Linked DNA regions of Mus musculus: all the other regions are linked to region 2. Evidence: chromatin loops called from intact Hi-C (ENCODE). Cell type or tissue: left cerebral cortex. All regions are shown on one strand. Region 1 has its middle 34 kb from the start of 1700016P04Rik. Region 2 holds the start of Tmem168 (transmembrane protein 168). Region 3 holds the start of Bmt2 (base methyltransferase of 25S rRNA 2). Region 4 overlaps Gpr85 (G protein-coupled receptor 85). Region 5 has its middle 31 kb from the start of Gm725. Region 6 holds the start of 2610001J05Rik (RIKEN cDNA 2610001J05 gene).

What was found. A loop is a pair of places that touch in the nucleus more often than their neighbours do. Peaks named below come from ENCODE experiments on the same cell type or tissue, not always from the same donor. Only the 100,000 strongest peaks of a DNase experiment are listed, where the experiment ranks them.
Region 1: it touches region 2 in a loop (3.0-fold over the local background); 2 of 42 quality-filtered maps call a loop at or near these places.
Region 3: it touches region 2 in a loop (6-fold over the local background); 19 of 42 quality-filtered maps call a loop at or near these places.
Region 4: it touches region 2 in a loop (3.0-fold over the local background); 4 of 42 quality-filtered maps call a loop at or near these places.
Region 5: it touches region 2 in a loop (2.5-fold over the local background); 4 of 42 quality-filtered maps call a loop at or near these places.
Region 6: a loop joins it to region 2, with 5 times the contacts of the local background. A loop is called at or near these places in 12 of 42 quality-filtered maps.

The regions. Positions count from the first base shown.
Region 1 is chr6:13,445,260-13,450,259 of GRCm38, reverse strand. No RefSeq gene overlaps it. Among named protein-coding and RNA genes, the nearest start is that of 1700016P04Rik, 34 kb to the right of the region's middle. In left cerebral cortex, no CTCF peak of the experiment used is centred here; DNase peaks (open chromatin) are centred at 899 and 2,466; H3K27ac peaks cover 1,751 bases.
Region 2 is chr6:13,605,341-13,610,340 of GRCm38, reverse strand. Tmem168 (transmembrane protein 168) reads left to right here and starts at 2,243. Exons shown (of 5, transcript NM_028990.5): 1 at 2,243-2,511. In left cerebral cortex, a CTCF peak has its summit at 2,252; DNase peaks (open chromatin) are centred at 871, 1,051 and 2,278; H3K4me3 peaks cover 1,497 bases; H3K27ac peaks cover 1,534 bases.
Region 3 is chr6:13,674,443-13,679,442 of GRCm38, reverse strand. Bmt2 (base methyltransferase of 25S rRNA 2) reads left to right here and starts at 1,477. Exons shown (of 5, transcript NM_175312.4): 1 at 1,477-1,763. The coding sequence starts at 1,610. In left cerebral cortex, no CTCF peak of the experiment used is centred here; DNase peaks (open chromatin) are centred at 1,386, 1,938 and 2,163; H3K4me3 peaks cover 3,479 bases; H3K27ac peaks cover 1,618 bases.
Region 4 is chr6:13,833,620-13,838,619 of GRCm38, reverse strand. Gpr85 (G protein-coupled receptor 85) reads left to right here. Exons shown (of 3, transcript NM_001330667.1): 2 at 1-60; 3 at 1,547-4,168. The coding sequence starts at 1,717. The coding sequence ends at 2,829. Among named protein-coding and RNA genes, the nearest start is that of Gpr85, 3.8 kb to the left of the region's middle. In left cerebral cortex, a CTCF peak has its summit at 2,752; DNase peaks (open chromatin) are centred at 2,020, 2,493, 2,731, 3,772 and 3 more places; H3K4me3 peaks cover 4,593 bases; H3K27ac peaks cover 3,172 bases.
Region 5 is chr6:13,291,849-13,296,848 of GRCm38, reverse strand. No RefSeq gene overlaps it. Among named protein-coding and RNA genes, the nearest start is that of Gm725, 31 kb to the right of the region's middle. In left cerebral cortex, no CTCF peak of the experiment used is centred here; DNase peaks (open chromatin) are centred at 1,115, 1,666, 1,985, 2,883 and 2 more places; H3K27ac peaks cover 1,368 bases.
Region 6 is chr6:13,868,553-13,873,552 of GRCm38, reverse strand. It overlaps 2610001J05Rik (RIKEN cDNA 2610001J05 gene), which reads left to right and starts at 2,035. Exons shown (of 3, transcript NM_001352887.1): 1 at 2,035-2,114; 2 at 2,407-2,497; 3 at 2,813-5,000. The coding sequence starts at 2,842. The coding sequence ends at 3,021. 1110019D14Rik (RIKEN cDNA 1110019D14 gene) reads right to left here and starts at 1,984. Exons shown (of 3, transcript NR_045995.1): 1 at 1,926-1,984. In left cerebral cortex, no CTCF peak of the experiment used is centred here; DNase peaks (open chromatin) are centred at 1,290, 2,052 and 2,915; H3K4me3 peaks cover 2,271 bases; H3K27ac peaks cover 1,086 bases.

The sequences.
Region 1 (5,000 bases), 160 kb after region 2:
CTGTGTAAGTGGTCTTCCATGATAAGGAATGTGTTACATACTTTTTGGTAGAATGTGGGTTCTTTTAAGCTAGGGATAATCTTGGGTTACTGATTTCTCAGAGAAAAGAGATGATTACTATTACAGATTTGTTTTAGAAGTGCTTGGAGAAGACAGATAGTGACAAAGCAATGCTTTCATGTTCTTGTTTTTTTTGTTTATTATATCTCAGGTCATATATGTAGATATGTGGTTGCAAAACTTAGTAGCTAGCAAGCTACAAAAAACAAAGACCACCATAGATCTAAAACTGACACATTTTGTTTCTCATAGAAAGTGAAATTGTCAGCCTATTTGAACAAAGAATGGAGCATGGTAAAAGTAAAAACTGAAAAAAAAATGTTGTGCTTTTAAGAGAATATAGAATTGTAATTTCTAGTGAAAAATCTTGACAAGACACTAAGAATACATTTTTTAAAAGATACTGGGTTAAAATAAACATGGCAACTTCTCTTGGTTTAGTAAATAAAATACCATGGTTAACATTCTTCCATGGTACTGCTATTTAGGTGAAGTGTATCTTAACAATCCCACACTGTACCATTTATGCCTGCATCTACACAGACCCAGTAATTTGTACATACAACATTCATTTCAAAAGAGCAAGGGGAAAATAAACCCAGAGCTTAAAGCAGGAGAGACAGCTGTTGAATTCAGTGAGAATTTTCCATTTGAATAGCAGAAGGAAATCTTCCCTTTGAAGAGTTGACTAAGGAGACATTAAAGATTCCTAACCACCCAACAATAGGCACTTAGGATGCCAAATATTTATGCGCTTTCTCTCTGAAGCCCAGATATTTTATGCAAAATTTTCTTTTGAATTTCAGGCAACATTTCAAAAACATTTTGCTTAAGGAAGAAAAATCACCCATCTGTTCTCAACTGCAGGGGAATGCAGTGTAAAGACTTAGCTGATCCTCCTCCTTCATTATCACTGTGCACTCCCTGTGTGCTGCGGAAGAATTCTCTCTAAAAATTCCACCCAGTTCATTGAATCAGGTGGTGGAGTGTATCCTTTGTGTATCCTTTGTATTTTGTCTTTTCTCACTGGACTACAGCCGCCTGGAGGGTAGGTATAATACCACACATGATTGTAACCTGGTCTTCTATTCTGGGCTGGTGCACATTAGACCATTTTGTTTATTCTGTGCATATAAAAATTGTTCATGTTGAGAAAAAATCATGTACTTCAGGAAATGTTTACATTTTCTTAAAAGAAATATGGATATATGTCTTTTATATTTCAAATTATGTCTTTGATTGTGAGTCAAACCAAGTGTACAAACTTCTCCCTTTGTAGTTCTGGAGCTTGAAAACAATGAAATGATTAACCAAGTTACAATCTGTAGAACCACATAGGTTAGGTATAGAGGAAAAGACTTGGCAGATATACTGGCTGCTTTTGTGTGTCAACTTGACACAGGCTGGAGTTATCACAGAGAAAGGAGCTTCAGTTGGGGAAGTGCCTCCATGAGATCCAGCTGTAAGGCATTTTCTCAATTAGTGATCAAGTGGGGAAAGGCCCCTTGTGGGTGGTAACATCTCTGGGCTGGTAGTCTTGGGTTCTATAAGAAAGCAAGTTGAGCAAGCCAGGGGAAGCAAGCCAGCAAATAACATCCCTCCATGGCCTCTGCATCAGCTCCTGCTTCCTGACCTGCTTGAGTTCCAGTCATGCATCCTTTGGTGATCAACAGCAATGTGGATGTGTAAGCTGAACAAACCCTTTCCTCCCCAACTGCTTCTTGGTCATGATGTTTGTGCAGGAATAGAAACCCTGACTAAGACAGCAGGAGATGGGGGGATAGATTCTATTAGTAAAGGGAAATACAATAGCTATGGATGGATGGGGCAGCTGGAATTGGTAGATCAAGTGAGGAGGAGAAGGGAAGAGAGGGATGAGGGAAGCAATATGAGGAGACACAGCAAAAACTGAGGTCAATTTGAGGGATAAAATAGAAACTACATACAGTAGAAGATTCCTAAAATACATAAACATGAAGATGATCTAAAAGAAATCACCAAATAATGGGGAAGACAGAGCCTCAACTCAAAACCGATGAAAAGATGAAGACTCTACAGATAAGACCGTGGAAATAAATCGTTTCCCATCTACTTAGTTCTCTGAGAAAACCACACTAGGACCAGGTGGTGTCCAGATAATTAACTTACCACAAGAGGACATCCTATATGCCAAACATCCATTTCCCAAAGTACTTCGAGTGAGTTTGTGGCACATGCATTCTGCTGGTCCTCCGTTGGATGTTAGGCTAATATAGGGTTCCTGGAGGCCTAAAGTCTTTACTATTATAAGCATAGGGATTTCTTCTCTATAACACAGCGCTTCAATCTCAGTGTAGGAGGAATGGATTGCAAGATTTGATGTGTTTCTTATCCTTCTAAAATAAGATACTTCCAAGTAAATGATCTTCTAAGTCTGGCAAACCATAAGACTTACTTTACTTAGTGAAGCCACTTATGCTGATGTCTGTAAGACTCCCTTAGTATCCCAGGCATAGGAAATACATCCAAAGTTGTCACCAGGGAGGGAAAGATTCTGAGATGCTGAGATAATGATACATGCAAATTTGACTAGATGGAGTAAAGAAACCATGAGAAGCTACTCCAATGTCATAAGGTCTCTACAACAGGTCAGAGAGTGAGAATGGGAGAAAACAGGTTTCCAAGTTAGGGGATGGCTGTGTGCAGGCTTAGGATGTCATTTCAGGGAAGAACATGACAATACTTTCCAGCCACATGCCTTTCTCCAGGCTCTCAGGTGTCTATGAATATTTATACTAATGTGGTAAGTAATTATTCATATTTCCAGAATGATTACTTTTATAATAAGCTTAATGCATAGATTTACCACATTAGTAATAAACCCCAAGTCACTAGTAATTCATTGGTGTCTCATTGAGGAAAGAAATAAAATAATTCCCTCTTGGTATAATATATCCAAGAGTAAGTCCTGATTTGAATTCTCTACTTCACTTTCCCCCATATCTTTACCTGGCATCAGAGTCTGAATTTGTGCCTATTGAAGACTGTCTTTATGAATCTTTTCCTGTCTCTGTCCTTAACAAATTGTTTTGCTCTATCTTTTAGAACATCACTGCAAAAATACATGGAATAAGAGATATGTTACAGACATTTTAAAGATTTTTATAAGGGATCAAATCACTGATTCCAACTGACCCTAATAACAAAAAGTAGTAAAAACATTTTTTGTTTATCAAACAATACCTGTAGGTTGTGTTCAATATTTTTGGTGACTACATTTTTTAGAAGGTTGTTTTCAGCCTATATTTGCTATTTTCAGCAAATGATTATCATAACATACACACAACACAGGCATTACTCTTGCCTCTGGGGCATAGATGAGTATATAATTAGAGGTCACAACTATGCATCAGCTCAGGTTGTAAAAGTTGATTACAGGGGAAAGCCAACACAAGAAGGATCAGTTGTTACATTGCTCTCAGAAAGGCAGGTTAAACAAGCAGGCTGGGTAGTACACAGTAGGACTGCAGCCTTAAGTAACCCTAGGGTGAATTATTAACTCAACTGTGAGATCCTGCAAAAACCTCAGTCTCTTAGAATGAATTATTTTTTATCATAGTACATTGCATAGCTTAATCTCTCATCTTTTCAGCATGTGTCAAGACATGAGCCATTTAAAGACTGTTGAGGTTTGTAAGCAACAAAGAAATGATTATTAGTCAGGCATATTTTCTAAAAATACAAAGTCTATTTGTAACATTAAAAACATTTTTATGATTATAACCTAATATATGAGCATAAATACTTTGCTGGCAATGGAAAATGCCAATCATTTGTCCTCTTATAAGGCTGAATGCTTTATGTTCACGAGGGACACATTGTTCAGATATATGGAGCAAGATTTTTAGGCCAGAAACTATTAATAAGCTCTGGAAACAGAGATTGGATCATTGTACTTCTAATTCAATAAAACTAGGATAAGGTGGTTGGCTTATTCAAATGGAGCAAAAAGGACCCCATTACCAGACTTATCGCTGAATGATTTTGATAACAGTATTCTTCATTCCAGCAAAGAACATTAACTTTTGTGCTACTGTTTTCAAGCATACTATACAGCGACGCACCCCACCAACCCACACATATTCCTGTCTCTTTGAGATTGAAAAGATCATTGCTGGTCTTTTGTAGTCCTCAGTTCTGGCAATTACAAAATATCGAATTAAGGTCAGGTTTGGTGTTTGAAAGTACTCAATAACTCAAGTTGGAATGTTTCATGTTCTGGTGGCATATGCTTTTCTTTGCATCTCGTGTACATATTTTGTGTGTATTTATATTCATAGAACATTCTTTGTAAGAGTTCTATGGAAATAGAGGGTTGCTTAGATTTGAGGACAAGTTTCAAATAGTATGAAGTCAAAAGGAAGCAGTCACTGTATTAATCTGGTGAGTTCACCAAGATGTACTAAATTATAAATGCTCTGGTTTAGATTTGAGTCTTTTTAGAAAATATCAGTCTTCTTGCGTAAGCTTCTACTCACATCTTCTGAAGCAAAATGACTCCTGGAAGTACATGTCATAAACCACTAATAGAAATTTCTTTTGTTATGGATCCCTGATACCCAAACTCTATCTCCTCCTTCTACCTGTCAGACTCTTGTCTTATTTCATGTTCTTCTTATTGTTCTCAAATTCTAGGTATCTGTATGCCTCAGTGTATCAGATGTACATCTCTTTTCATCTCCTTAGTCATTTCATCTGGGTCCATGACTCTTGATAGCCTTAAATACCTGTGAGTCAAGCCAACATTTCTGTTCCTGACGTTTTCCTGGAAATCTTAGATCAGATCCCTTAACATGCCCATTATTAGCTAAATGGAATATCAGACTTAATTTTACTAAAACAGATATCTTGTTGTCTCTCCAGTCTTTTACAGCTGAGTTAATAGAACTGTATGATATTTT
Region 2 (5,000 bases):
ATCCCAAGGACAATTAAAGTCAGAGGGCAGGCAGGTTGGTAGCTACTAGGAGGAAAGCTATGGAGAAGACAAACAGAGAAAGCTGTGCTACTTAAAAGTTCAGAGGGCATATTCAGGAATGGAGGTCAGCTAAGTGGAAGAAAGGCCGGATTGTTTCAGAGAAACAGCAAAAAACCCCAACTGTGAGAGAAAACATGCTTAGGCTCTTGGCCGTATATGAAAGTAAAAGAAGAAAGAGAAAAACTCCTAAGTCAGAAAAGCTGCTAAGTCACATGGCAGGGCTCTGTAAGCAGTGAGACTTCTGGGAAGGAAAGCTCACTAAGAGGATAATTATTCCTCCCATTCCTTTCCTGAGGGACAGCCCTTTGACCAGATAATAGGCAGGCCTAGCTCCACTGACTCTGAAGGGAGGAGACAATGGCATGAAATGTTACAACCTTTGGAGCAGATCGGAATGTCAGTTCTCCAACCAGGGTCAGAAGTAGATTCCATTCTTTAGACCAGGAGGAAAAATCTTTCCCTTAATGAGTCTCAACAGAGCTCTGGTGTCCTCAAGCGTCTCCAAGGCGACTGTAACTTTAAGAGACATGGAAAAAAAAAAAAAAAAAAAAAAAAAAAAACCACACACACACACAGATAACACTAATATAAATTAAGTGTTGAGAACTAGCAAGGGCCAGCAATATTTGATCCCTTTGTTTTAAAAACATTAAAACATTTCTATCAGAAACTTAAGCTAATGCCATAGTAAGAGAAACTGGACAGGGTGGCAGGGGCTACATTTGAGGAAATGAAAGCAGGCTGGAGCACAGAGTTGGGGAGTGTGTGGGAGTTTAAACTGGAGGTGAAAAACACACAATTTGTTTCTATATGAGGATGTTCCTCTGTCCGCCCCCCCCCCCCCCCTTGCTCCATCATGCAAGCTAGGTAAGCATGCTACCACTGAGATAACACCCACATGCCCTATTTAAGGATTTGGAGGTTTATCTGAAAGGATAAGCCATTTAAAGGTTGTAAGGCATTTTTAAAACACACATTCTCCCTCAATCCACAGAAGAAACTTTGTCGGATAGATGTTATCAGTGTTTGTTTACACATGAGCGGGCTAGGGGTTTGAAATGGTTTGACCTATATGAGGGGCTGCAAGCAGCAGGAAATGGAATCAGAAGGCAGGCAGGGACTTTTTGGTGGAAATGTTTTTTTTTGGGAAAGGAAAGGGGTTTTCTTGCTTTTTGCCTGGCCGTATTCTATTCAGGCTTCGTTCAGAACTTGTTTTTCAGGCCCAACTGTGCATTCCCTAGTAAAATCTAGTTTTTAACTAAGAACGCCATGAAGTCAGTTTAGCTTTCTATCTTTCTTATCTTCCTGTTTTCAAGGTAACAAGTACCTTTGTTGTGTTAGCAACAATGTTGTTATGCTTCCAAGTCATTGTCCCCCTTAAAGCTAATGTGATTCCCCATTTGCTCAAGCATCCCTACCGCATCCTAATCGTTAAAGTCCCACTTTTACAAGCTCTCTATTGAACTGGAACCATTATCTCCTCTCCATTGCAAGATGGATTTATAGCGGTCCGTACGCGAACGAGACTGTCTTAAAGCCCTCCTTAACAACGTGTTCTTACAGGTATTGAATATCTTTTAAATTCATTTTGTACATGGAGGGACACACTGTTTCCCTGTATATTCACAGTCCTGTGAGAAAGGTTTTGTTACCATTTCACAGATGGAGAAACCAATTTCAACCCCTGAGACTGCTGCTCCGCAGCACCTGTGAAATGCGGCGCTCACGTGTGTACAACTATGTTAATTTAAGTGCCATCAGAATGCAGATTAAAATCATCTGTGGTGTTTGAAGGTGCGCTTAGGGCCAAGGAAAGCTAGCTAGGGCTGTAGAATAAAGATGTTCAGGATTGGGGATTAATGGCGGACTTAATTAGAAAAGCAGGCTGGGGCAAGGAGAGACAGGTTTTGAAGGTTTGGTCAGCATATGCAAAGCCATATATTATACCACCTATATGAAAGAGCAGCAACGCCTTCTACATAGATTTATAGTCCACTTGCAATTATCCCACTCTAGCTGGCTCAGTTTCGGTCCAACTCTAAGCGGTGACCTCGCTGCTTTGGGGCCTGATCATCCGTGGTCTTCCCTGCTTTTGCTGCTAATCCCGGGTGGGAGTTAAACAGGCCCAGGGTGGGGCAGCGCAGCGAGCACCTGCCTCCCCAGGCTCGCCGCTGGGCGTGGAGAGCGGCTAGGAGGCCGGGCCAGGGAAGGAAGCGCGCGGCGCGCCTTGTCCCTGACGGCGATCCGTAGCGCTGGGAGTCAGCGGCGGAAACATGGCGGCCGTGTCGGTCCTAGCGAAAGTTTCTACCGAGGCCTTGCGGTGCTAGTGCGGGAGGCCTCGGGCTCACGTCCCCACATCACCTCCGCGTTCTGGCTCGGAGGCTCCGCGCCCTTTGGCTCTGCGAGCTTCGCAGCGGAAAGAGCGAGGCTCGCTGGCGACCGCTGACTCGGGTAAGGGGCATCCGGGAGCCGAGGGGCGGCGGAGGGCTGGGGCGCCGCCCAGGGTCCGGCTGAGCCGGCCAGGCCCCGCCCCGTCGGCCTCCTGGTGGGATCGATGCTCGGGGGCTGGCGACCGCCAAGGGAGGGCGTGCCTCGGTGTCCCGCCTCACCCTGACCCGGGAGTCGCGTGGTGTCGCCTCGTCCCAGAGCTAAGGGGTAGCGGAACAGCCAGGGTCCCGAGCCCACTTCTCCATCTCTCGCTAGATCGAGCCCTAACGGGAGAGAAGTTACCATAGCTGCTCAAAAAGGAGAGTCCGAGTTGCCATTCTTCTAGTTAAGAGGTGGGCCGAAAGAGTTATTAGCAGGAACTCAGAGAAACTAGGCTGCAGGTCTCCAACTCCTGACGGCTCAGTGTTGTTCTTTCAGGTTTGGACATTTCCCCTACGAGGAACAGACATAGATTTCCACTGAAGGATTATGAAAGCGATACATTGTGTCTTGAAGTCCATTGTCTTAGGACACCATGAGGGCACTTTTCTGTTTTGGAAGAAATTTGGTGAATTAAGTGAAGGTTGGAGTAAAGCCAAGAGCAGACAAGCCAATGATTCCTGGACTCTCACTTAAGTACTAGTGCTAGCTGTGGCTTATTAGAAAGTGGTTTATTTTATCTGCATTTCTTAAGTAGTTTTTTCTATTATTAGTCAGTCTCCTCTCCCCGCCCCCCCCCCTTCGGAATTGAATGTTAACTTGATTACAGACTGCTGGATACTGAGCGTGCATTGTGGAAGACAGATCTCCCCAGAGACTTTGTGACCTGTGAAGAATGCAGACATTAAACAAATGGTGAAGAAAAGAGTAGTTTTACTTTTCCATTTCAGAGAGAGTGATCCGAGAGGCGATTCTCCTACGAAAAGAATTGTAAGCCCACACCTGAATGAAGGGTTTGACAGATAAAGGGCAGATAGGGCTAGGAGGAGGAAAAGGAATATGTCCAGAGAGGGCACGCCATTTCTGTAGTTCATAATTGAAGTGTAGTTGGAATAAAAGTGAGAGGAAGAGCAGTAACAGATGGGGCAGTTATTCCTGTCCACTGTGTAGCACTTTATAAAGGCACTGAAAAGTTTACACTGTAATACTGTGAGGGGTGGAAAGCCAATAGAGAATTTTGCATAGTGGAGCATAACACGATAAAATTCGGGTCTTAAAAACACACTTTAAGAAGGGCAGAAGTTGATAGGGAAGGGAAAAAAAAAAAAAAGGAACATGTTTAAGAATGAGGTCATTGTCACCAAAATTTAGGTGGTGATTTTTTGGCGGATAAGAAGTAGTAGAAATGTGAAAGAGATGCTTAGGGAAAGAGAAATCAAGAACGTGTGAGGATTAACTCATGGGTCAAGAAGTGTGGGGGAAGGTTAAAGGAGTAGATAGGACTATAGTGGGGTCAAAGCCAGCGCCTCCCCAATGCTAAGTATGCTTTCTGAGTTATGACCCCAGCCGGAGATCTTTCTAATGGACTTTAGCAGTGACTTGCTCATTGACTCCATTCTGCTTTTATTTGCCTCTGGAGTCTTCCATCAAATCATTAGGGAAGGCAGCTCAAGTAAAAACAGTCACAATGCTTTTAAAATTTGTTTTCATTTCTAGTTAAGGCTATTTTTAAAAGTCAGAATGGGTAAAAACCTTTAAAACTAAGGCTCATAAGAATGTGACTGCACAATATTTCATGGTACAGCTGTAGTTCTTTTTCAAAATTACATAATATATGGAAGCAATTTAGATTGCTCAAAGCCTAGGGTTGGGATTAAGCATGGGTTAGCAATGAACAACTTTCAAGAGAATCATGGAGAAAGCACTGACTTGTGAAAAAAATATGGATTCCTAGACTTTAGAAGCCAAGGGAAGTTTCAGAAGGCGATAGTACTCATCAGTATGAAGGCTTCTAAAGAAAACGTGGAGACTCCTGTAAGGATTCCATCATGTTCAGGAACTTGCGGATCATTCTAGAAGTTGCCAGAGCAGTTGCACTGAGGGAATCACACCTTTCAGCATTTTGAAGTGAGTGTATGAGAACTTGATCAAACATTAGCTGTGAGGAGGGAGGAAACTGAATGTGGTAGACAAGATGGGGAGAACAAAGATTTTTTTCTGTTGTTTCTTTACCCATTGGTAGTTTTAAAAGCCGACCTAGTAAGTGAATAAGCACTTAAGTACTAGTGAATAAAGCTTAAGTACTAGTGAATAAAGGAGAAAAGAGAGTTTGGAGAGAGAATGGCGTTCTGGAACAGGAAGGATTTATACAGGGAAGGGGACTCTGGCTGACATGCAGAGATGCAGAGAAAGGTGGATTTGTGCTATTGGGAACCTAAGGAAGTTTCTTTTTTATGACCTTATAGGAAGCAGTCATGTGGCTAAAATACAGTGAAATGTGAGTGTCAAGAGGGTGTTTCCTGAGTGTGCAGTGAATTTTTTTTTCTCCCTCTAGTAGTACTTATTTTAATCCT
Region 3 (5,000 bases), 69 kb before region 2:
GTGGGGGAAGGGGGTGAGGGGGAGGAGTGAAAGGAAGACCAAGAGAGGACCAAGAGAGGGCAGAAGAGAGGACCAAGAACACACATAGCTGAAATAGTAAGGGTTATAAGGAGAATGAGATGTTAGAAGAAAGGAAGCTATGGACATTAACTGTGTAACAGGCATTTGTGATGTGAGAGAGCCTGGAGGCCAGCATGCACTTCGCTATGCTGTTAGGTTCCACAGATAACAAATTATCCCTTCTGAGAATGGTAAAAGAAATGGCTCCCTTTAGCAGAAAGGAATCAGCTTCAACAATTCCTGAGGAATGTGGCTTTTTGTCTAACCCCCAGAATTTGTGGAAACAGCGTTTCCTTTGGACCCAACAGTGACATAAAGAGAATGTTACTAATATTACCAAGACATTGATCTGAAAGTTTCAATGCAACAATGTCTATACAATGTCTATACAATGTGATGTAACCAATAGCTGTAAAGTGCACAATCAGATACAAGTCATTCCCAGGTCTGCCTGATGCACTACCAGCAGCCTAGGTAAGTACTAGTACAGAGCGAATGCAGTCTCTTTTTGGAGATTGGGCTTCCATCTTTCTTAAACAAGTCGGCAATCACATACCCTTAATAGTGTTACACACAAATGAAAGAAGTTGGAAAGGGGGAGCCATTTACTGAATTTTGCATGGACTAGTGGACTAACTGTCCAAAATATGAGAGACCACCTGAGCAGACTTTTCTGTGGGTTCTGAGATGACCTACAATCAATGCAAGTTTTCCAGTAACCCATTCTTATGGTCATTACAGAAGTTCTACAGGGAGACAATATGGCCTTTTGGTGTTTTAACTTGTCCCACACCTCCTACTATTTTTTTTTTTTTTTATCTTTCTTTCCCGCAATTCATTGTCTTTCGTGTAGCAGCAGTATGCCAAGCATTAACCTGGGTTAGCTAAGAGAATTACATCGGGATTTGGTAGTTTGACCTCTCCTTGACCCCGATGAAGGCTTTCAAGTTTGGACTCCTTGAAATGTAAAACCCTGCGTAGCAGCCAAGTCTTCAAAGGGTATTTAGCTGAAGGGAATTGTAGAGGTGCAACAGGGTGCAGAGGGAACTCAGGTGGACGACCGCGTCCTGTGGCAGCATCACCCAAACTCCCAGCGGCCTAGGAAGTTGGGAGACGTGCCAAAGCTGGACCATACAATGAAGCTCAAACTAGGCAAATAACTCTGGGGCGCAAGCGCACCCCATACCACAGGCCTCCTCCCCTAGGCAGCCCCGGCTCCTCCGCACAGCATCCGGGGCGTGGCCTGGCGAGGAGCCCAGTGCTTTCTCCGCCTCCTTCAGCTGCTCCTTCCCAAACAACCCGGTGCGCCGCCGCTGCCCTTTGCCCATTGGTCCGCGGCCCTTTCCATTTCCACCCAGCCCTCCGCAGTTCACCAATCACCTTGCGCTATTGGGAAGACACCGCCCCCGAGGCCTTAGCTGTGGCTCCTCGGCCTCCTCCGGTTGCTGCCTCTGCTGCTGCCTCCTCTTCCCCACCTCCTCCGTCCGGGGAGAGACCGCGGGGCCCGAGGGGCGGCGGCGGCAGCGGCAGCGGCGGCGGCGGCAGCGCTATGGAGCCGGGGCCGGGTGGCCGAGGCGCAGCGCGCGGACAGCGGCCCCCGAACGCCGCGCAGCCCCGGGAGCAGGAGCGGAAGCTGGAGCAGGAGAAGCTGTCCGGGGTGGTGAAGAGCGTTCATCGGCGGCTCCGCAAGAAGTACCGCGAAGGTAAACAGGCATCGGGGGAGGGGAGGCGCGTCCCCCGGCTGGGTCAGCTCTTTTCAGCCCCACAGGCCACCATTGACACACACGGGGGCGGCACGTCTGCCCAGGCCGCGATCGGCCGGCCGGCCTCCTGCGGTCGGCTCCCGGAGCCCTAATGGGCAGTCGCCACCCGCCTAGGCCCTGTCCCCAGCGGTGGGCTGAGACCACTGTCACCGAGCCGCCGCTCAGAGGGAGGGAGGGGCTTTCAGGTAAGACCCGAAGAGGGGTGGGGGTGGGGGTGACTCCACCGAGAGACTGGCAGGAGCGAAGCTGCCCCTCGCTCTTCTGCGCTGGACCAGCCTGTTGTTCAGCCCGCTTGGCAACAGCCCCTCTTCCTCTTCGCTCCTTGGCAAGGCCGTGCCGAGGCCTCCCCTGCCTGGGCATCCAGGGCTGCGAAGTCAGCAGGCCCAGCGGAGGATCTCAAGGTGCTTCGCCTGCCGTGTTTCACTGGGGAGAGGGTGGCAGGTAGCTCCCCTCCACCGCAGCTCCATCTTCAAGTTTGTGGAGACAGTCCAGGAAGAGATCTGGGGCAGGTTCTTAAGAGACTGTGCAGGTTTGAAGAGTCTCTAAGCACAGAGACTCTGAAAGATGCCGGTGCCTTCGAAGCTGGCCAGAGGTGCAGACCCCGCTCTTCCATGGGGGCAGCTTTTCGTCTGGCGCATATGCCGGAACAGTGTCTATAGTTGAATTTTATGAATTATCCTGGCATTTTGTAAATGGGGGCTCTCAAACAAAGCAACTTTATAAGATTCGGAAGGTGACACTTTGCATTATTCTTCATGTGTTCAGGAAAAAAATTCTCATAAAGTGTTAAAATGGGCTACTTTCAGCAGATTTTTCTTTAGCTTAATTGCAAAATGAAAACTCAGCAGCGTTCTAATGTCAGTCTTTTAACTAGTTAATAATTTAGGTTAAAAGAGAAATTATGACAGTGAAGGAACAAAGACTTGTGAGATCATGTCACTTTTCAGTTATGCACACTTTTCAATTACTCTGAAAGTTCAGTCAAGTCTATCTTCCTTTGAGTGTCGTTGATGCATTTTATTCTTAACACTATTCAAAGTTCTTTCCTTGACAACTTAGCCCTGGCTTTTAATAGAGGCCATTTGATATCCCCAAAGATGGCTAATAGCTATTGTTTGATAGGTACTAATAGAAGAACCTTGGCAAGCATATTAAGGTATTGAATTTTTTTTTATTGAAGATACTTTAATTCCCAACCTCAATTCAATAAAATGAGTGGTTACCATAGCAACAGTTGCATCATTCTTGATAGTCACAAAATGCACTTACATAATGCCATTCTCTAGTGGTTTTTATGTTGTTTGAAGAAATGAAGAAATAAGTGGACCCACTTTTCTTCAATTTATCATGCCATTTTGTACAAATTTTCTGTGCATCTTTTAAAAGAAAATGACTAGTATGTAATTCAGTTTCTATTCTTAACCTTTTTGTAATAATTTCATTGTTATTCATTTATTCATAAACGAATAGGTTCCACTTAACACACTGCTAATGTGTCATTATCTCTTTAAGCTGCTGTTTATGCATGCTTAGTCTCACATGTTTAAACATGTCCTTACGCCCAAATTCTAACTAGGGGAACACTTGGTTCATAATGAGGATTGATACTTAGAAATTACCAGAATGGAGAGCAATTCAGTAGTTCAGAAACAAATGATCTGATGTGACTTGGGCAGGTAGAGATTTCCTGATAGTCTAAGAATTTGAATGAAGCAATTCTTTTGGCATTTTAATGCCCTGAATTCCATCAATGATTTAGATGTTTTATTTTGAAGGCATAGTATTGTACCGATGGTCTTCAGTCATAAATGTATTCTATAAGCTCATAACAGTTTTCTTATTAGGGAATGCAGTAAATTCTCACTTAAAATATTGGAATGTAAGCCATAATTTTCACTAATGGTTCTCAAGCATGGCTGATCTTTTTACATTCTCTGCATTTTTATCTCAGATCTACAGTCTTTGTATCTTCCTTAGGAACAGGAAATGTACTAGCCAGATTTAGTGCATATTCCAAATTTAATTTAATTAAGATCAAAGTAACTTTCATGAAGATGAAGTAGTTGACCATTAGTGCATACTATTTTATGGGAAATAGAGTGTCCATCTCATCTCTTATCCTAATATTGTTGGCATAGATGTTAGAATATAAAAGAACGTGAAGATAAGGAAGTAACAGTAAAAGTTGAGAAAGGAAAAAGGATATAAATTGACGGGTAGGGGCTGTCTATGGGAGTGGAGCAATAGGGAGTATAGTTTTCTCAGGGATATACTGGTAATGAATAGACTGGGGCAGAATGAAAGGGAAAACAGCAGTTACTGAAAAGTAAGAATACAAGTAAAGCTAAAGAATGTAGGGTAGAATAAAGTCTTCCTTGTCTACATCTCTGACATTGGATTGGAAATGCAATAGAGAGAAAAATGAAAACAGGCCCTTCCTGCTGTGGTGGGTTTTTCCCTCCATTGTTGTGATCTGTCCGACTGGTGAGAGTTGACGATGATGAGCGGGCTTGGTTGGGGAAAGGGAGCTGTGTTACGGAGGTGAGTCCGTCTGTTTACTGCACTTGGAACTACTTTTACTTCCAGATTGAGTTTAGATGAAGGAAAGTATGCTTGCCATATCAGGTATTTAATATCTTTGCTATACAGAATTTTGAAATTAGACTTCTATAGCAACTTAGAATATTTTAATTTGATTAGAGGGTATATAGACAGTTTATTTATAAGAAATTGCTAGCTTAATTTTGCTTTCCAAACAAGGACTTTGTTGATTAGTCAGACTTACTTGATCAGTGTACCTGACTAAGAACTAAACTGGGGCCATGTAGGTTTTCAGTTTTGTTTTTGCTTTCTTTGTAGTTTGGGGGTGTGTGTGTGTATGATGTATGTTTGTGATTGTACAGGTATGTATATGTGCATATACCTGTGATGGCTAGATGTCAGCATCAGTGTCTTCATCAGAGGTCTCTCTCTGAACCTAGAACTCACTAATTAGGCTAGGCAGACTGGTGCCTGGTCTTTTATATGGTGTTGGGGATCAGAACACAGGTCAGAACAAGGCAAGCACGTCAGTGATGGAGCCGTCTCTCTAGCTCTCACATCATTTGTAGCAAACACTTGAGATGAGAAAAATGTGGGAGAAATGGTAACTTTAAATTAGAGATCATTTAAAACTAA
Region 4 (5,000 bases), 230 kb before region 2:
AAAATCAGCAATTTATAGAAAGAAGAAGCTATAGTCTGTCGGGATATCCAACACCAACAGGTAGGAGGATATACTCTCGGTTAAGTTTGGGGGAGGGGGTTGCACCGTGCTGATGAAACTGCAGGTTCATCAGGATACAGCCCTCCCTGAGGGTTTTTTTTTTTTTTTTTTTTTTTTTTTGACAATAAACTGCATAATGGAAGTACATTCAGACAATGCATCTTCTAACGCTTATTGAGAATTCGGTTTCTGGAAACCTTTGCAAAGCTGAGGAATATGAGACTGCGAATCACGGAGAACCCTTCCCTTGCAGCACAGAAGCAATCTCTTCCCATCTTCGAGTATGTAATGCATATCTCTCTCTCTCTCTCTCTCTCTCTCTCTCTCTCTCTCTCTCTCTCTCTCTCTCTCTCTCTCCTTCCCTTCCTCCCTCCCTCTTTCCCTCCCTCCCTTCTTCCCCCTCCCTTCCCCCTCCCCCATCTCTGTTATAAATCCAGGGGTGGTGGATTTCAGGTTTCGTAATGTTGCATGATGCGATCGGTATTTACCCGGGGATGTACCGGTTGGGAAATTAACACCATCGGATGCAGTTCTGCCTGGGCTTCCATCAGCATATTCCAGGCAAGTGAGAAGTGGCAAAGGGAATAACAGAGGAAACTGATTTCCCTGGTGTGGCTCACTGGCACCTAGGAGACAATGTGCATTTTGTTTGAAAATAAAGCCACTTGTGATTTGCAACAGAGATTATCAGTGTAAATGAGAAAGGCTTAATTGCCTCGGAGATACCGTTTCATGCTATATTCATTTGAATATAAGGTTTACAAATGGAAGTGCATTATCCCTCTGGGTGTGTTTCCCTGGCCAGTATTTACATTTACCATTTTTAATAATCATGTAGCTTTAAAAGGGACAGGATTTTCCCAAAAGGGGGGTGGGGGTGGGGTAGGGAAAGAAAGACAAAAGATTAAATCACATTGAATCTCCGGATAGGTTTCTAGTCATTTTGAAGTCTGGTGTTAGAATTATGCTTCAATATTAATCAACAAATACTTTTATGCAGCATGTACAGGGGCACTTGACTCAAAAGCTATACATTTGCAGAGGATCTCTGCATGCATATGAGCTGAGAGGCTTCCTTTAAAATACTGATGGTATTACAGGAGCTCAGATAACTGTGGGGAGCCTGCTATCTGCCTCCTTTCAGCAACCTTGCAGATTCCATTGCAAAGCTGGGGGCTGGCATATTTTACAACTGTGGAACAATTTATTCCCTTCCCTCCTGAAGATGCCCAAATCTGACTGTATGGTGTCTAGAATAAGGACCCCGTTAAGTTTACCTAGTTTAGAGTACTGAAACAGTCAGTAAGTACTCTGACATCTCCAATTGCAGCTGAAGCAAACAGTACTGTTTAACATTGAAACTTTACTTGCTTCCTCATAAAGGAACAGCTTTGGGGCAGCACTGACATCATAACTTACCAACTGAAGAACTGATAGTTCTCTCTCTTTTTCTCTTCTTCTTTTTCTTCTTCTTCCTCTTCTTCAGATGTTCTGATGGCAAATCAAACGGAAGGCAAGAGGAAGCATGGCCACAGATCGGATCTGATCTCTTTGTGGATTACATTTTCAGTAAAATGTATGGATCTATCTTTTCCTTGTTCTTATATCTAGATCATGAGACTTGACTGAGGCTGTTTCCTTATCCTCCATCCATCTATGGCGAACTATAGCCATGCAGCCGACAACATTTTGCAAAATCTCTCGCCTCTAACAGCCTTTCTGAAACTGACTTCCCTGGGTTTCATAATAGGAGTCAGCGTTGTGGGCAACCTTCTGATCTCCATTTTGCTAGTGAAAGATAAGACCTTGCATAGAGCTCCTTACTACTTCCTGCTGGATCTGTGCTGCTCAGACATCCTCAGATCTGCAATTTGTTTTCCATTTGTATTCAACTCTGTCAAAAATGGCTCCACCTGGACTTACGGGACTCTGACTTGCAAAGTGATTGCCTTCCTGGGGGTTTTGTCCTGTTTCCACACTGCCTTCATGCTCTTCTGCATCAGCGTCACCAGATACTTAGCCATCGCCCATCACCGCTTCTATACAAAGAGGCTGACCTTTTGGACGTGTTTGGCTGTGATCTGCATGGTGTGGACTCTGTCCGTGGCCATGGCATTCCCCCCAGTTTTAGATGTAGGCACCTACTCCTTCATTAGGGAGGAGGATCAATGCACCTTCCAACACCGCTCCTTCAGGGCTAACGATTCCCTAGGATTTATGCTGCTCCTTGCTCTCATCCTCCTAGCCACACAGCTTGTCTACCTCAAGCTGATATTTTTTGTCCACGATCGAAGGAAAATGAAGCCAGTCCAGTTTGTAGCAGCAGTGAGTCAGAACTGGACCTTTCATGGCCCTGGAGCTAGCGGCCAGGCAGCTGCCAATTGGCTAGCAGGATTTGGAAGGGGTCCCACACCACCCACCTTGCTGGGCATCAGGCAAAATGCGAATACCACAGGCAGAAGGCGGCTATTGGTCTTGGATGAGTTCAAAATGGAGAAAAGAATCAGCAGAATGTTTTATATAATGACTTTCCTCTTCCTAACCTTGTGGGGTCCCTACCTGGTGGCCTGCTATTGGAGAGTTTTTGCACGAGGGCCTGTAGTACCAGGGGGATTTCTAACAGCCGCTGTCTGGATGAGTTTCGCCCAAGCAGGAATCAATCCCTTTGTCTGCATTTTCTCCAACAGGGAGCTGAGGCGCTGTTTCAGCACAACCCTTCTTTACTGCAGAAAATCCAGGTTACCAAGGGAACCTTACTGTGTTATATGAGGGAGCATCTGTAAATCTTTAGCCTTGTGAAACACTAACCCTCTCTGCTAAGCAATTGTGGCCTGTAGCCATGTCTGGAGAAGAAAACCAAGGATGGGAATCAGCAGTGACAAGGATTTGGGCAACATTCTGCAGTCTTTGCAATAGTTCACCTATAATCCTATTTTAAATCTCGGAGTGATCCTGCTGACTGCTGGCGAAGGTTTGTAATTAAGAAAGGACAGAACCACTGCCCTAAGTTTCTTTCTGTGGGTGAACACTAGATAACGAAAGTAGCAGGTGCTAAGTATCAGTGCTAAATGCTGTGTATATCATTACATATGAAAAAAAACTTCAAAAAACAATTAGCATTGGACATTTTAATAAATTAAGTTGACATGAGGTAAATGTGTTGATAAAAGCTAATTTTAGAAGTTTGAAGACTTTAAAACATTTCATACTATTTTTGTTTTGCAAAGACTACACTACTGGGGGACTTAACAGTACTGTAATTCTTAAAAGATGTGCCATGAATTATTGGGGTACACCACTTTAAACACGCCTTGTAAGTTTGGGGGAGCATTCCAAAGCAGTATATTGGTTCCAATTAGAGTTTACCTTTTTTGTATTAATATATTGCTATTTCTAAATACCACTTTCCTTCCCTACCAGTGAAATTGCTAGCATTGAACTGTATTATGTGTTTTTTGTTGATTCAGTAAAAAAAAAGAAAAAGAAAAAGTTTCCAGTTTGTTTCTATTTTACAAATGCTAGATATCTCTCTGGGAGGCAACATGAATGGAATCAACTGACCAGAGATGAGCAGTTCGAAAAATGCAGAATAAACACGTGTTGCCTTAAAGGGTTATCTAGTATCCTTCATCTTCTTTAGCAGTGGAGCAGTAGTCAAGAGGCAATGAATCAGTAACTGGTCCTGGCTGCTCATCGGGAAGTGCATGGAAGAGCATTGAATACTTGTCTAATGGTTTGGTTTGGAAATTAAGGTGCACACCATTAGTATAATGAGATTTTCTTCTGAGGTGTGCTGCCCATTCTAGTGGGGTCTAAGAAGCAGACAGTTGATATGTGTTTATACTGTATGTCAGCTGTCAGGGGCGCCCACAGCCTTCGTATGACATCTGGCATAACTTGTGAAGCATTTATTGTATGGAAGGCACAGTCTTCTTTATACTTTCTGCACATTCAGTGTATTGGTCCTTTAAATTATTTCAGTTTTAACTTGTGAAAGCTTATAATATGATTTCTGGTATTTTAGAAATACATTAGATTCTGTGAGTCTCATTCTTTAAGATACAGATGTGTGAACTTCAATATAAAGTTGCATTTGCCAAAATTTATCTGTGTAGCCTGTTAATTTTTGTGGAATAAATTTTACATATTTGGCATATAATTTTCTTTAATTTAGCATATAAGCACAAACTAGACAAATTTGCTTTATAATAATTTTATTTTTATAACTACTATATTTTGAAACTGAAAATATATGAATGATAGCAAAAAGCTGACTTAATATTTAAAAGCATTATTAAGCTTTTCAAATCCATTCCTTTATTTATTATTATATGCCATTAGTATTTACAAATGAATATATGTCTAATGGTTTGGTTTGGAATTTTAATATAATTATTGCATTTTAATGTATAGTAGAAATTTTGAGTTCTAAATCTATTGCTTTTAAGAAAGGCTTGTAGGCTCAGTATTACAAAGCCAGAGAAAGTTGCCATTAGTTCTATTGGATTTCCATAGTTTTGTTTGCTTCTGGAGGGATTTTGTTTGTTTGTTTTTCTTTTGTATAGGAAAAATAAGGTTAAGAACCTAGTAAAACAGGATTTCTCACTGATATAGTATTTATATAAACAGAATTTTAATATAAATAGAAAAAAAACAAATAACTGACAATTTCAATGTCTATGCAACTATAAAGTTTTTGCTCAAGCCATTATTAGTGAGCAGTCTAACCTCATTTCTACACCAAAGCTGATTTGATCTGGGACAAAATTGAATACACAGAGGTGAGGCGGATCCAGCAATAAAGGCTCCTTGTTGGTACTAGAACCATTACCAAAAACACAATAAAAACACGGTTACCAAAGCATGATCTGCTAACATATTTCCATCTCAAAATTTGCAGGAGAGACACATGACATTGATTATTTTCATGACGAACTTTG
Region 5 (5,000 bases), 310 kb after region 2:
ACAACAGCCTAACACATTAATTGGATTTCATTAAGCTGGCTGCTGATTGGAACATTATACAGTAAAGGCGAATGTGACTATGCATGTCCTCTGTAGACCTCCAAAACAGAAAGAGGAGGAAGAACACAAAAGGTTTGCTTTTAGGGGCAGTTAATAGAATCATTCAAATTACAGATCCCGACCAAATAAGATCCTCACTGCATAGAAACCTGACAAGAAAGTGGTTTACCAGGCCTTAGTGTCTGAAGGCAGTCTAAAGGAGACAAGGGATATGAATAATCTTATTTTCAAAATACTGGGTATCCCTAGGTGCATATACAGTTTACATTTGGCATTTTTTTAGTCCACAGACAGAAAGGGGCAATGAATCACGATGTATTCGCAATGAAAACAAAATCATTTTTCAAAATCATTTAAAACATACCAGCACTGTATATGGAGACACACATGGATGGAAACTCTGGGTTTGTTTTAAAATGGATGGCAGCAGCTTTTCCAGTCTGTCAGTGGTGACAACAGAGATGCAGCTGGCCATGTTGGCAGGCATAGAGCACCTGCCCCTGGCAGCTACCCTGGCCCATCCAGCCAAGGCTATCACTGCAGTGTGTGGCCACAGCTGAGCTCCAGAGACAGCAGCAAAGCCAGAGGACACGCACCATACAAGGTGCCGTGCCAGAGCCAAAGAGCATTGCCAACCAAGGATCCCATCCAGGGTTCCTGGGTGCTATGCTTGCATTGCTGCCTCCTCTCATGCATATGTTCCTAATGTCTTAGAATAGGACCTTATCTGGAAATAATGTCACTGCAAATATAATTAGTTAAGGAGAAGTCATGCTGAAGTTAAGGGGTTCCTCACTAAGTATGCCTCTATTAAAAGAATACCATAAAAAGAAAAAGACATACTCACTGGGAAAATGTGATGTGTCAATGTGAGTCTCTGCTACTTGCATGGAAGCCAGTGTCCACTAGGAGTGAGGCCTAAAGCAGATATTCCCCCTTAGGACCATCTGAGGCAATGTGGCTTGGGTGATATCTTGATTTCAGACTCTAGCCCCTTGAGCCATGAGACAACAAATATAGGTTGTTCTAAGTACCTAGATTCTGGTGCTTTGCCCTGGCAACCCTAGCAAACTGATGCACTGGACCAAAGAGAAAGCTTAAGTGGGTAGCCTAGGCTTGACTCCAGGCACTAGAATCCAGCTTTGATGGTTCAAAGCCCAGCTGTCAGGCTTTAGTCAGCCTGCCAACTCTTCAGACCTATTTATCCATCCATATATTTATTAGAAACGTGCATAGCAGCTCTTGCTAAGTAAGTTTGCCCAGAGGCAAATGAGATTATGCTAAGGATGTGGTTAGCCTTGTGCCTGGCAAATAGTAAGCATTCAGAATAAATGAATTGTCTACTAAGAGGATGCTGGATAAAATTAGCATAGGGAAGGAAACCATGGATACCCATCCATCCTTTTGCTTATGTGGTTTACCTCCTTCCGACGCTAGGTAAATTGCAATAGAGGTTTTCATCCCAGTGGCTTAAGTTATTCATTTGCATGGCTGAGTCACCAACATTATATCTTCCTTCACTCCCTCCTCTTCCTATCATTGTTTCTCTGGCTTTCAAGTCTCAGCAGCTTTTCTCTCTGTACCTTGCTCGCCCTGAATCTTTATCCATTTGCACCAACCTCCTCATTCCTAAAAAAAAATTTCTTCCTGTCCTTTCCCAATGGCTTAGTCCACCTCCAGCTATAAGTGTTCTTGCTCTCTAGCTGGTCTGCCTGGACCTCCTACTGCATCCCCCCCCTTCCTTTGAAAAGCTCCTATCTCACCGTACCTTCACAAAACAGCCATCTACATCTAAAAACAGTGAATGAAACCTGGAGGCAGGTTTTCCCACTCATACCTAAATATCATCAATTACCTTCTAACCTGAGCCCACCCACAGCTGACGAAAATAAGCCTTTCAAACAGAGAATGAGGCATAATCATCCAACCACTTCTTAAGGCAACACGAGGAGTTCCATTCCCACCCCTGCCAGAATCTGCATGTGCAAAACAGGAGCAAGAGCCTCCGGAGCAATGGTCTGAGCCATCTCCTTGGCCCAGCAAACATATCTATTGTATGCCCCCTGTACAGAAGAAGAGGACCAGGGCCATTCCCCTGCACACCCACAGAAGGAGTGTCACATTGCCCATCCTCCACCATTGGAATCACTATGAGTCAACCCTTTGGAATGTTTCAGAACTTGTTTCAGAAGCGGGGTTGAATAAACAGTATTACACAAGTCTGTGGAGAGCGAAGTTCTCAGTATCCATCAACATGTAGACAATTGTTCGTTTTCTTCACACACACACAAACATAAAAGAGTTACTAGCATTGCACTACATTATCCCCATCCCCTTGTCACCTGTGATTGGCCTAGGAATAGGCACATGACCTAAGGTGGGACAATCCCTAATCCTAACCCTGACCCTGACCCTGACCCTAACTCCTTAACCCTAACCCTAATCCTAACCCTGTTGACATTTAGACACAGCCATTTTCTCCTTGGGATAGCTAAACTAGAAGGTTGTTTTCATAACCAAAGTTATGTTCCTTACCACATTAAGAGGTCTCCCTGTTGGAAAATGAGGAACAACAGAAGGGAGGGACCAGAGACATGCAAAGCCATGGCAACACCACTTAAGCCAAGCTTCAGACTATACTCACCTCTCTGTATATTCCCAACTTCTCTGTTTCAGGGAACTTCTGATTTACAATGTAAGGAGGGTTCTGGCCCTTGCATCCACAAGCTCATTTGCACCTGTGTGGATGTATTGATGGTTAATGGTTCACATCTGTTCTGTGTTACTGCTTGTTTAATATTTTGTTCAGCACCACTGCTCAGCAGCGAAGTCCTGACCCATCAGAGTGGGTGGCTGGCAGTACCAAACAGGCTGTGGGTGGCAGCCTCTGTTCTCTGTGTCCTCTGGTGGCCTCTTCAGTATTGCTGCCTCTCTAACTTCCACCTCAGCAGAGACATTAGAAAGGCTTGAAAACCCATTCCCTCCTCTGAACTGTGAATGAGAGCTGCGGGGCTGAAGCTCTTTATTCATTATCTTCTCAGTCCTCAGATGGAGGCTCTTAAAGTGGTAAGAGCTCAAGAGGCATGTGCCACAAAAGTATAGACAAAAATGCCAAGTTGATATTTGCATGCATATATATGTATGTATGTATGTATGTATGTATGTATGTATATATATATAATTTCAAAGGAGAAAAAGCCACAGGGTAGGACTGATCAGTCTCCCTTGGAAGCTGGCACTGCCAATATGGACCAAGTGGACTTTTAGGGAGACTGAGTTTGAGTAGAGTGTTTCTGAGTAACCCAAATATAAGAAGTTTCAGTTGTGTCTCCCGAAGGTCATATATTGAGTCTACCCACACTGTGATACTACTTGAGTTACCACATTTTGAGAGAAAACTGGGCTAAGTAAGTGATGAGATTAATGCCTTTTAAGCAGAGACATAGGAAAATCTGTTCTGCCCCGAGCCCCATTTCCATGTAAATACATATCGAGAAGGTTGCTGTCTCCAAGGCAAAAAAAGGGTTCTCACCCTGAGCAATGCTTGCACCTTAATTATTGAGTGGCCAAGAACCTGAGACAGTAATAGGGGAAAACCCGCTACTGTTATTCTGCTGAAGGCACACAGCCATCAATGCTTCCTAATGAAGTATTGCTACACCCACGGAGCAGCTCACCACTGAGCCCCCGTCAGAACATCTTCTTCATGCAGTAGACATTATACAGAGAGTGAGAGACACTGGAGCACTCAAGTAAAAATGAAATGTCTTTATCAGCCCACTCCCTCTACCTCTAAGACTCAGGGATCTATCTTAGAAGAGTAGATGGAAAGACTATACAAGCCAGATGTGATGAATGATTTCAAGGAAACTATGTCCTCTAGATACAACAGGATGGACAAACATATGAACTTAAAGGGACTGCCAAAGCATTCACAAGACCCTCACAGAAAAAATTCAAATATAATGTAGGAATAGTGGACACAAAGTCTTATTCGTAATCAAGGTTCCTATTGCTATGAACAGACAACATGACCAAGACAACTCTTATAAATGGAAACATTACTTTTTTTTTGAGAGAACCACTTAATGTTTATAATTTTCACCAAAGTACAGTATTTCACTATTCAGTAGTTTCATAAAGTGTAAGAGTTGGATTTCTTTACATTACTGATTGTATTTTAGGCATTCTCAGGTAACTTGAGTAAGTCAAAGTATCAAGGTGGGTAAGCTTAATAACACAGTAGCCTAAACTACTGGTTCTAAAGGAAAACACTTAATTGGGGCTGGCATACAGTTTCAGAGGTTTAGTCCATTGTCATCATGATGGGAAATATGGCAGGGTACAGGCTGAGATGTTGCTGGGGATGGTACCTAGAGTTCCACATCTAAATCTGTAGATAGCAAGGAGAAAATGTGTACCAAACTGGGCATAACTTGACCTATGACCTTATATCACCCTCAAAGCCCACCTCCACAGTGATAGTGTACCTCCCTATAGCCAAGCATTCAAACATGATTCTATGGGGACCATATCTATTCAAACCACCACAATGCCTTTTAGGAAAGGGAAAACCAGTTTTCTCCAATGGAGTGTCTTCACTGGGTATATCGACCATACTCCAGTGCAAGTTCTATGTCCAGGAGCAGTTGCCCAACACAAAATGGACTCCATGTTTTGTTTGGTTTTGTCTCTTTGTTTCATTGTTTTGATTTTGTGGAGTTTTTTAAGAAAGTGAAGTAGAAAGAACCTTAAGTTAAGTGGGGAGAATTTGAAAAGATCTAGGGGGAGGGTAAATAACATAGTCGAAATATATTGGATGAAAACATATAAAGAAATAACTCAAAGAGTAACCACTGTCTAGTTTGTACTCAGTTTCTGACCCTCATGATCTCCACAGTGTCCCAAGCCTTGACCTAGTAAGGACCACTTAGAAAAGA
Region 6 (5,000 bases), 260 kb before region 2:
TAGCATACAGGGTACTGTTCTACTAGGTGAAAAATCAACCATGAACGAGATGAAAATATTTCTACCTCACATAGAATTTCTACTTGAATGTGTTTATCTACATAATATAATAGTAGAGTGTGTTAATTTTGTGTTTTTGTTTTAACTAAGATGGAAAGGGAAGCTTGAACAAAGCTCTAAACCCTGGATGATGCTAAGAATAACTATGACAAATCTGTCGGAAAGTATTACTGGCAGAGAAAACAGCAAGAGCAAAATGTCAATAGAGGAAAACAAATTAGCTTTTGTATTAAACAGTCGAGCATTAAATGTGCATGGAATGGAAAGAGTATGTGAGTGGTGGAACCCCCTCAGAGGTAAGGAGAGTAGTTCTGAGATTTGCATCTTGACAAGTAACCTGAAAGTTTGTCTAGTATGGTGGAACCGTTGTTTTAAAGTAAAGGAATAAATTACTATTAAAAGAAAAACAGACTAGTTAGAATAGAATGAGGAAAAAATAGAATTATAATAGCCTCTAACCTAAAAGTGCTGTTGTAAAAGCATTTCCTTGGATTTCCAATACGGAGAGAACCTAATTAGCAAAATGCAACAGATTTCAGTTTAAAACTATATTTGAGCCCAAAATATCCCTACACCAATTTGTACCACGGTTTTACAGATAGACCAAGTCATTAGTTAATTTCTAACTACAATAATTGAAAAGATGAACATTTTTACCATGCATAGACTCTGCAAACTTAAAGCTTAAGCAAGACACTTTACAGACTCAGGAACAGAAAAGTGTACAAGCACTAACTTTAGTCTGCAGACTTCCACTAGCTGAAACAAATACATAAGGAAAAATAAAACCTCCCAAATGAAAACACTGGAATGTAGGAGGATATTTTGGAAGTCATAAAAGCAAGAGGTCCTATTCCAAAACTAATTGATAGGAAAGATACAAAGCCAAAAGCAACATAAGACAAGTGCAATTAGAGTGAATTTGTTAAAATAATTAACTTTAGAAAAACAACACTGTCAATCTATCAGACACAACTTGCTTTAATGTGTTCACCACCTCTGTGAAGCTCCTGTAAAATCTTGGCACATTTATTTCATCAAATTATTGTTCCTAGCTAATGTCGCTGAAGTTCCTGCCAAACGTCTTTTGGGAAGCAGAAGTATAAATCATTACCGTCAGAGAGATACAACTGTGTTTAAAAGGAGAACCAACAACACAAGAATACAAGCTGATTATAGACACTCAACTGAGTGTGCCCACAGTATTCGCATGATTTTTATCAGGACAAGTCCGGGCACCTCTAACTCAGCACCGTGAGTAACTTACAATGAGAAGATGACAAATTGTCAGTAAGTATGAAAGTGCTCGGGCCAGAAGGAACATTTAGTATGGATATCCCAGGTAACAAGACTTCAAGAACTTTTCAAAGTTAATGCTTACAGATGCATGTGAATAATACTTATAATGGTTTTGAGTACTAAACTTGGCATCTTAAAATATTGGGAGGCTGTGGAGAGTGAACATTCTGAAAAAGACAAGAATTCGAATCGGAAAAGATCTGTGTATAGGGCTGAAACCATATTTTCTAAACCTGATTTGCACCACAAATGATTCAATATTTTCCAAACTTTCTGATTAAATGTGCTTATTTTCCCCGTTAGTTTTAAAAAATTAGCAAATGTCATTAGGCACATTTGGAAAATGATAACGGGGATTTTCTGCTGCAGAAATGTTGGAAGGCCCCAGGTTTGAAACATTCCCAAACAGATGGCTTCCCTCAGCTACCCTCTCCCACGGTTACTTCCTTATTTCAGAGTACTAACAAGACATATTCATGCGGCTAGAATTCCTTTACAGGGCAGAAAACACGTATTGTTGTTTCGTTAGTCCTACGAATTCACTAAACCTTTTCTTGAACACTCACCCTCTCTTTAACAGTAAAACCAGAGGGCAAACTTGTGAAACCCGAACAACAAGCAGCCTGTGGTCTATCCCTCAGTCAGGGATCCCAGAGCGCGCTGTGCATGACGGGAGTAGGCAGCAGGGCTTGTGGGAAATGTAGTCTGGCGACACCGCCCTGCTCTCCATTCCTGTAATGGCTGCTTTCGGTCCGGTAAGGTACAAACTCCGCTCCCGGGGATTCCAGGATTGATTCTCCTAGTGTACTTGCACAACCCAACAAATTTGCACCCTCCCAGGGCGAAGGAATTCCAGATCTTTATGTTAGATCTTGGGATGAATTTGCTTCTCGGCTTGGTTTCATTTAGCAATCTGTGTGTGAGAACTAACTTTAAATCTAGTAGTCTCTTTTTGAAGGAACTGTTAGGGAGTGTTTTCTGTACTCGTTACCAATTTCTGTCCTTGCTGTTCGTTTCTCACTGACTCTAGCTTCCTCTTTAAAATAGGCTGTGTCACGAGTAACCTCTTAGCCTCAGCATCCGGAAGTTCCAAAGAGAATATTTCACGTTGGGTAGAATTACTTATACCCTTGTTTCGGTAAGTCTTATTAATTCCTTACAACTTCACAGAGTCACGTGTTGTGTTGAATTTTCTAGATAAGAGACATGCTAATAAAATGTGACTTTTACCTGTTAGGGTATTTTATTTGGCAAGTATCTTATGCATTTTTCCCTCTCTTTTCTAATGATAACCTAAAATGACTGTCTTTAGTTTTGTCATCTTAAACTGACATCTGAAATGATTCACAAATTCCAGTCTAAAAGATTGTTTTATATTAATATTGTCATTCAAAAAAAAAAAAATAAGGCTTTTTTTTTTAACAGTTTCTTTTGTTCGGTGTTTAACTTCTAGGCAAGTTCAGCCCTCCAGATCCTAGCATCATGAATTCAGTTTCAACGCAATTGATCTTAGTCCTCGCTTCGCTGCTTTTGATCCTGCCTGTTGTTGAAGCAGTGGAAGCTGGAGACGCGATTGCACTCTTATTAGGTGTGGTTCTCAGCATTACCGGCATCTGTGCTTGCTTGGGGATATACGCAAGAAAGCGAAATGGACAGATGTGACTCTGAAGGACTCTTCTGAATTAGACTGCACCCTGACCAGTGTGCTGAAAACCATTGTTCTGTTGAGGCCGACCCCAAGATTTGATCTCTCCCGTTCTCAGCAAGAGGGTTACAGTTAGCTGAGAGTTAACACTCTCAGTTAAGAGATGCTTTCACGTTCATACTTGTTTCTTCTACAATGGGGGCAGATGGGAGTGGAGGGCAGATGGGAGTGGAGGGCGGCTCTTAACAACAAAGAGTGCACTAATAATGTGGCCCATAACTTGTATTTGCTGCTTGGGAAGGGGCCAAAGTGAGAGGGCTTAAGTTTGCAAAAGTATTATTTCATACTTTCAAGTTGTCAGAGCACATGGAATTGGAAGATGGAAGTATTTGTTCAGAATCTAGTAAATCTATATTGTTATAATCACTGCCTCTTGCATTCTGGGGATCTCTCTCTCTCACTCTCACTCTCACTCTCTCAGAGAACCGGTTGGGGTGGGTTTTGGATTTGTTTTATTGTTGTTACTGGTTTTCTTTTTTTTTAATGCTTCTGTTTTTATCTCGCAAGTTGATATTGTACTTAGATCTTAGCCAAAAACTTTTATCTCTGAGAAAAAGTTTAATAAAAATGTACTAAACATATCTAATACTAAAATAGAGAAAATATTTGTTAAAAGATAACTTTACATTGAGTATCTTCTCCTTGTGAGATGTATTGTATCAAATACATAGCCATTATGCCATCAGTTCACCTATTGTTTTGGTCTGCTTGTATCTATGAGCTAATTATTTATAATCTGAGTGAAAAGGGACTGGTTATGTTACCTTAAAGGATCACCATGGGCAAGAAATGGGCATCTTTGAGATAGACGAGGATTCTGATAGAAAATCCACAAATAGGAAAGGAAGTGTTTTGATTTGTACACCAGCTAAAAAGGTGTACCCTCTTTGCCCTAGTAATTCCAAGAGTCCCCAAACCAATAGATTACAGAGATTTTTAATTCACATTTTTGGGCCCAGGACAAATATTCTGGCTAGAATTTAAATTAGAATGTTATAGTTTCAAGAAAAACTACTCAAACTGTTAGTACCCAAGAGTCACTTCAGGTCCTTTTGTTCCAAACAGAACTTTTAATTCTGTCTGTATTGCATAGAAGTTGAGAAAGTGGAACCTGAAGACCCAAGCTTGGCAAGGATCTTCAGGCCTTTGTTTGATTCTGAAGAATGAAATAGTCTCAGTAAGTCAAAGTAGTCTATGTTCTCAAAGTAGATAATCCAGCTGTTCCCCAAAATGCCTTGTCCAGTCTCACTCTCCAGATGCCCTTACAGGCCTTGGCTTTTGTCAGGAAGCAGGCTGTGGCCAATAAAATTTAGTGTGCAGACCCTTTCCCCACTGAACTGATGTGGCATGCCTGAGAGTTCCAGTTAACAGTAAGAAGTAGTAAGGAATGCTTACATTATAAAGACATGGAAACCAAATGGGTTTACTGGTTTTTTTTTGGAAGGTATTTTATCTTTTCACCAGAGAAAAGGCTAACAGTCTTTGTTTGGGTAAATTGGCATTTAATAAAACGTGTTCATGCATGCTTAGGAAAAAAAAGAACATGCAGGTGGCAGGACAGCTGTCATCTTTTGTCCACCAGCTCATTGGAGCAGATTTAGAAAGGAAGCCTTCTCTTCCTTGCCAGTCTCAACTTCTCTGGGATGGGGAAAATCTAACGTAAAGCCCATTATAAGCCGAAGTCATTTAATCACCTCCTGTTTTCCTACAGGAAAACAGTCTTTACTGACAGTGTGTTTCCAAAACTACTCCAAAGAATGTTTTCAACAATGGCCATTTCTTATTTTATCCTTAAAAGCAGAGGTAGAGGGATATGCTTTCTAAACATTTTAGCTTCACTGGGCCAAGGAGATGACTCAGTGGATAAAGGCGAATTCCTTTACTGATGACCTACCTGAGCTGGATCCTCAGCATCCACATCAAGGAAGAAAAGAAC